Regions from separate parts of the Mus musculus genome. Here region 1 is linked to region 2. Evidence: chromatin contacts called from ENCODE Hi-C or POLR2A ChIA-PET data. All regions are on one chromosome and are shown on one strand. The core of a region is the stretch at or near the end of the contact, and the rest is flanking DNA. Distances in the headings are between cores, read along the strand shown.

What was found. Hi-C counts contacts between places; a loop is a spot of excess contacts on that map. ChIA-PET counts read pairs that join two places held with the same protein, here RNA polymerase II (POLR2A).
Region 1: a map of heart shows a loop between it and region 2 (10-fold over the local background). The contact joins the promoter of Grwd1 here to the promoter of Rpl18 in region 2. A Hi-C loop is called at or near these places in 1 of 37 maps with a recorded cell type or tissue (heart). POLR2A ChIA-PET finds 5 or more read pairs at or near these places in 4 of 5 experiments (Patski and embryonic stem cell).

What each region holds. Positions count from the first base shown.
Region 1 is chr7:45,829,313-45,832,259 of GRCm38, reverse strand. It overlaps Grwd1 (glutamate-rich WD repeat containing 1), which reads left to right and starts at 1,471. Exons shown (of 7, transcript NM_153419.2): 1 at 1,471-1,665; 2 at 1,851-1,968; 3 at 2,116-2,278. The coding sequence starts at 1,479. It also overlaps a transcript of Grin2d not described here.
Region 2 is chr7:45,716,797-45,719,496 of GRCm38, reverse strand. Rpl18 (ribosomal protein L18) reads right to left here and starts at 1,426. Exons shown (of 6, transcript NM_009077.2): 1 at 1,358-1,426; 2 at 158-244. The coding sequence starts at 1,360. It overlaps Sphk2 (sphingosine kinase 2), which reads left to right and starts at 1,495. Exons shown (of 7, transcript NM_203280.3): 1 at 1,495-1,796; 2 at 2,434-2,504.

The sequences.
Region 1 (2,947 bases), core at 222-2,721, 110 kb before region 2:
AATGATCATCTGACCCCAGACTGTGCCCCGACCAGACTGTGACCCTTCATGTCAGACCTCAATGACCCCTCCCTTTTAGATCCTTGTTGGCTCTGACCTATGACCTCTCCTCCACGAAAGTCCTACCTTTACCTGTCTCCCCCCACTCACCTACCACCCCAGATGCCACCAATCACATCTTCAAGTCCAGCCCTTATTTGTGACCCTTCAGTGATAATCCAGCAGACACTCCACCCCCAGGTCTCCTTTCCCAGATTTCAGCAGGGTCTGAGGCTGGGCTGAGAGGAGGGTCTGGGAGCCCACACCTGACCTTTCCTCCCCTCTCCCGCTCCTACACTGCAGTGTTTGGAATAAAACCATGTTTTTACGCCTCCTCAGTCCAAGCCTGAGTTCTGTGTCTGTCCCTTCAACTTCTCTGGAGAAAAATGGAAACTGAGAACTGAGTCCTTAGGGAGGACAGTCAGACAACAGAAACTGGGCTGGTGGTGTAGCGGAGGCAGGGTGTTGTAATATTCATAACACCCTGAGTTCAGTCCCCAGTCCTAGAAAACAGGAGATTGGGGAAAGCACAGTCAACCCCAGGAAGCGGCAAGAGTCCAGGGGAGAGGGGTGGAGAGGTGACAGGGCAGAGACAACACCCCCAAGAGTAGAGATACAAAAAGGGATGCACAAATTAGGACCAAATCTAGAGACCTACTCCTTGCTACTGGCAAGAATGATTTGATGGGTTATTTTATGCAAATGGAGAGTGGCCAACCCACGCCTTGAATCTCCTTAATCTCACCAGTGAGGATCTGTTTCCAATATTTCATTACTCCAATTAACCAAAACTCGGGTGTACATGGGTAGATAAAGAGAGCTGACTCAGTTGTAGCAGCAGCCTCAAGAGAGACTTTCTGATTAAGTGCCTGCTGACCAGAGCTGCCCTGGGAATGCCTGGTTGGGAAATGGTCTGCCCCTGGAGGATAGATCCAATCCACTAACTTATACATAATGTCCAGCCTGTCTACCCTAAAGCATTTTGAAATAATTTAAAACCATCATAACAAGGAGAGGAGAAGAAATCGGCCTTAAAGGTCCTCGGGGAACAGAAGCCCAGTCTCCTTGCCAGTAAGTGCTCGTTTACATACATGAATAATTAACTAAATGGAAAGACAACCCTGGGAATGAAAGGTGGAAGATGGAGAGGGCTCTGAAGCCGAGGACTTCTGTAGAACTACAACTCCCAGAAGGTCTTGCCATTGCTGCGCGGAAGAATTCCCCAAGGTCACACGAAAGACAAAATTGCTCCTAATATAAGTCTTCTCACTGAGCCAGGACGCGGTTACTTTGTGGCGGCCATCTCTCTGCGCATTACCTTCTTCTGGCTGGTTCACAGGTTTCCAAGGTAACAGTACAGTGGGACGGGTCTTAGACTGTGGGAGGTGAAACCCGGAAGTGACGCTCTCACTTCGCGTCCGGGGCAAGAAGGTTCGAAGATGGCGGCGCGCAAGGGCCGGAGTCGCACGTGTGAAACCGGAGAACCCATGGAGGCTGAAACCTGCGACCCAGGAACCGAAGGCCCATCCCAGGTCTACCTGCCCGGCAGAGGGCCGCCACTGAGCGAGGGAGAGGAGCTGGTAATGGATGAAGAGGCCTACGTGCTGTACCATCGTGCGCAAACTGGTAGGCAGAGGGACCTGACTCTCGGGTCCAGGGAAATGAAAGGCCTGTCTTGGGGTCTGGGGGACGAAGGGTCTGGAGTCTGAGGATTGTGACCCTGCAGACTGCCGGCCTTTGGAGGAGGTGGAGGCCGAGTTCCCAGTCTCTCGTTCCTACTCAGCAACTCTAATCTCCCCGCCCATCCCTAGGCGCCCCTTGTCTCAGCTTTGACATAGTTCGAGATCACTTGGGCGACAACCGGACAGAGCTCCCTCTCAGTCTTTACCTGTGTGCGGGAACCCAGGCGGAGAGCGCCCAGAGCAATAGGTGAGACCCAGGACCTTTGCAAGACATCCACAAGGCCCCACGCATTAGGGCTCTCTGCTAATGCCAGACCTAAAAGTCTGGGACCCCAGCCTCCCTCCTCCTTCAACATCCCGGCACTCAGTTTCTAACCCGTATTTGCTTCCCCAGACTGATGATGCTTCGGATGCACAATCTCCATGGCACCAGGCCGTCACCCTCAGAGGGCAGTGATGACGATGAGGAAGATGAAGATGAAGAGGATGAGGAGGAGCAGAAACCTCAGCTGGAACTGGCCATGGTTCCTCACTACGGTGGCATCAACCGAGTTCGGGTACAGTCTTTCCAGGGGCTTGTTAAGGATTCTCTGCAGCACACCCCTCCCCCTAGATCCAAATGTCTCTCAGTACCTCCTCCAGCCCCTCAGCTTCTCTCCCTCCCCCCTCATTTTCAGACATTTTCACTCTATGAGCTGATAAACAGATAATAAAGGCTGAAACAGCTCCTGATTGTGGTGAAACGCAAGGGTGTTACTGAGCTGTTGCTTAGGAACTGAGGCAGGATAGAATGAGTTCAAAGGCAGCTTAGTGGTAGAGCGCTCACCTCAAGTTCAATAAATAGAGCACTTTATGATCAGGTAGATGAGCAAAAAAGGGAGACGGTATACAAGGAGCATGTAGAGCAAAAGCCAACCCGTAGCTGGACCTGTCTCTGTTGGACCTGTATCTGTTACATTATTCCCAGAAGGTTTAGCCTGTAGACAGAAAGCTCTGGGCCCATGAACATAACATACTAGTGGGAAAGGGAACAAGAGAAAGCTTGTAGTTTGTTACAAGATGCTGAGTGTGGTAGTATAAGGGTGTTCCTAGGGTAGAGTTGTTTTTTGTAAATGGTGAATTTGAGGAGGACTGGGTAAGTCGGTGTTCTTGGACTAGAGACCTGCAGCAAGTGTCAGGGCTGGGGTGTTTGTGGAAACAGATTTGCAGAGAAGAAAAACGAAAGT
Region 2 (2,700 bases), core at 177-2,676:
CTGCCTGCGCCACCCCCAAGCCAGGACCCTTCCACAGCTCTCCCATCCCGCTCAACTCCTGGTGATGTGGGGGGTTGGGGCACTGTGTCCAGGCTCCCCCCTCTCCCCACCCCACTCACTTTGGGAGCTGTAAGATGGCGTAGCACCCCGGGCTTACCTTGACAAGCAGCCGCAGGTAGATGTCCTGGCTCTTGGGCTCCTTGCGCCGAACCTTTCGGTCCTTGTTGTGGCGAATGTCAACACCCTGAGGGAGGTGAACCACCATAGAGCCAATTGTCAGAACCACTGCCCTATATCTTTGATGATATCTATACCTGTTCGTACCTGTAACTTTTAGGCTACTTAGTCGACAATTCAAACCTCAAAGGATTCAAACTAGAGGAAGAAGACATGTCCCACCCCTGACAAGTTCACTTAACACACACAAGTGATGTTTTTGTCTCGGCTTGGGACCATTCCTCCCAGAGTCCAGAAACTCATTGAAACACTGTCTCGGTGTAAAAACTGAGCTGCACAAGACAAGCGGCTGCTGGCTCAGAGTCCCTTAGAGCTCAGCTCTTGCTTAGCATGTGAAGGCCCTGGTTCTGGGCCCAGTATGGATGAGAGTTCAGATCCCTGTAAAGATGTTAGCTTTTATTTATGTTCTCAAAACTAGCTCCCAATCTGAAAAACAGTCAAAAAGAAGCCAACAGTACATTCTAGACGTGGAGACGTGTTTGTGACAAAGCCTTACACTACGTCCTTCAAATCAACCCTAGAAAGACCAAGTGCTCGGGTTAATTTTATCCCCCACTCGTTTTCCAAGCTGTTAGCATCCTGAAGTAGTTACTGATACTAACAGCGGTTTCATTGCACCTTCAAGGCTCTTCATAAACGTCTTCCCAACATACAAGGCAGGGACAGGATTACTACACACCAAACACACTAGGAGCAGTGTTCCGGGAAGGACTGACGTACGCTTGTCCCCAAACCCGGCAACGTGTAGTGGCTCCGCTCATCGTAGCACTCAACTTCCCAATGGCAAGTTAAGAAACAGGGACACTGGGAGCAGCGGTCCCGCTTGGAAACGCAGCACTCGAAAGATTGGTGCGAGGGAGCGGCCGTGGGCTCGAGGCCGGACTGGACTCACTGGGAGCTGCAATCAGCCTGGCTCATGGAGCCAAACTTTGTAAGGAAGACGACGAGCCTCGGGAGGCTCCCGGGACCGGCCACCGGCTCCGGCAAGTTCTGATCGAAGGCCCTAGCCTGTCCCGCAGTTCCCCTTGGCACCGCCTGCACCCCTCCGTCGCGCTACGAGCGGGACTTGCTGAGGATGGCAGCGGATGGGCCACTCGGGGAGACCGCTCAGCGAGCTTACCATGATGGCGCCTCCTGCTCGGCCAGGTCCGGAAAGACGGAACCGCGCCGGAGTGGGCGGGGAAAGAGCGGCCTGCGAGACGCACTCGTGACGCAATGCGGGACACTCTATCCGGAACTGGCGTCTCTGTGGTGCACGGGTGACGTCACATGAGCGCGACGCGGAGCTCTACCACAATTTGGGTTTCTCGATGGTATGTGGGAGGACCGAGTAAACCGAGGCTTCCAGAACCAAAGAGAAGTCAGCCTGAGGAAAGGGCTGGGACCCGGAGCCTCTCTGGCCTTTCCCCGTCCCTGCTCTAACACTCTCCAGGGGTAAAGGGACCGGAGAATCAGAGACATGATCGGAGCTTGCTGGACGAGTCGCGTGGTGACTCTCTGGCCGCACGCCGACCGCTTCTCGGTGGCTCGCGGAGGACCCGGTGGGCTGTGTGTCGGAGGTGAGGCTTATCCCGCCCTGAAGAAAAAGCTCATCTCACACTTCCTTAAATTCTCGGCTGCCTTTTCCTTATGCTCAACTTACTAAACAGAACTGAAGTTCAGGAAATCCTACTAGATCTCTCACCCGAGACTTTCTTGCTGCTATTCAACCCATAATACCTTATTATTATTATTATTTAATATTTTGTGTTGAGCTTTTCCCCCTGCCCTTAAAGATGACCTCTTCTCGGATCTCTCCTTTGTTTTCGTCCTTAGGGACAGCCCTTTTTTTTTTCCCCCTTCCTAAACCAGACTGGTTGAACTGGCCCAACATTTTCGATGTACATATTGATGTGCAGAGAAGGCACGCAGAACTCCCGGTTTGGAAAGCGGGTAGATAACAAGCTCCAGAGAGACTGAAATAGAGACCATGACGGTGGTTGGAGGTGTGGAGGCCCGAGGGTGAGAAGGAAAAATGGTGAGGGAACCCCGGGCAGAAGGAGAGACAAAGATACAAAACTGAACAGTTGGCACCTCACCATTTAGTAAGCTAGTTCTAGTGCCAGCTCTGTCCCCCACTCACCCCCCCCCCCGCCCCTTAAGTCAAGGTTTCACAAAGTTGCCCCAGCTGGCTTTGACTCACTCTTCCTGCTTCAGCCTCCGAAGTAGCTGGGATCACCGTCTTTCAACACTTGGCCTGGCTCTGCCATTTAAAGTTGTGATCTTGGGTAAGTGATTTTCTGTTTTGCTTTTTTTTCCTTGTTTGGAAAAAGAGAGTGATGAAAAAGACTCCCTTTTAGGGTGTCTTCCCTGAAAGTGTCTTCACTCTTTTGGTATGGAGTACCTGAACTTGGGTAGTACAAGACAGGCCAGCTGGATGAGAGAAGCAGGCTCTGGGATACTGAGCCTGCAATGTGCCCTCCT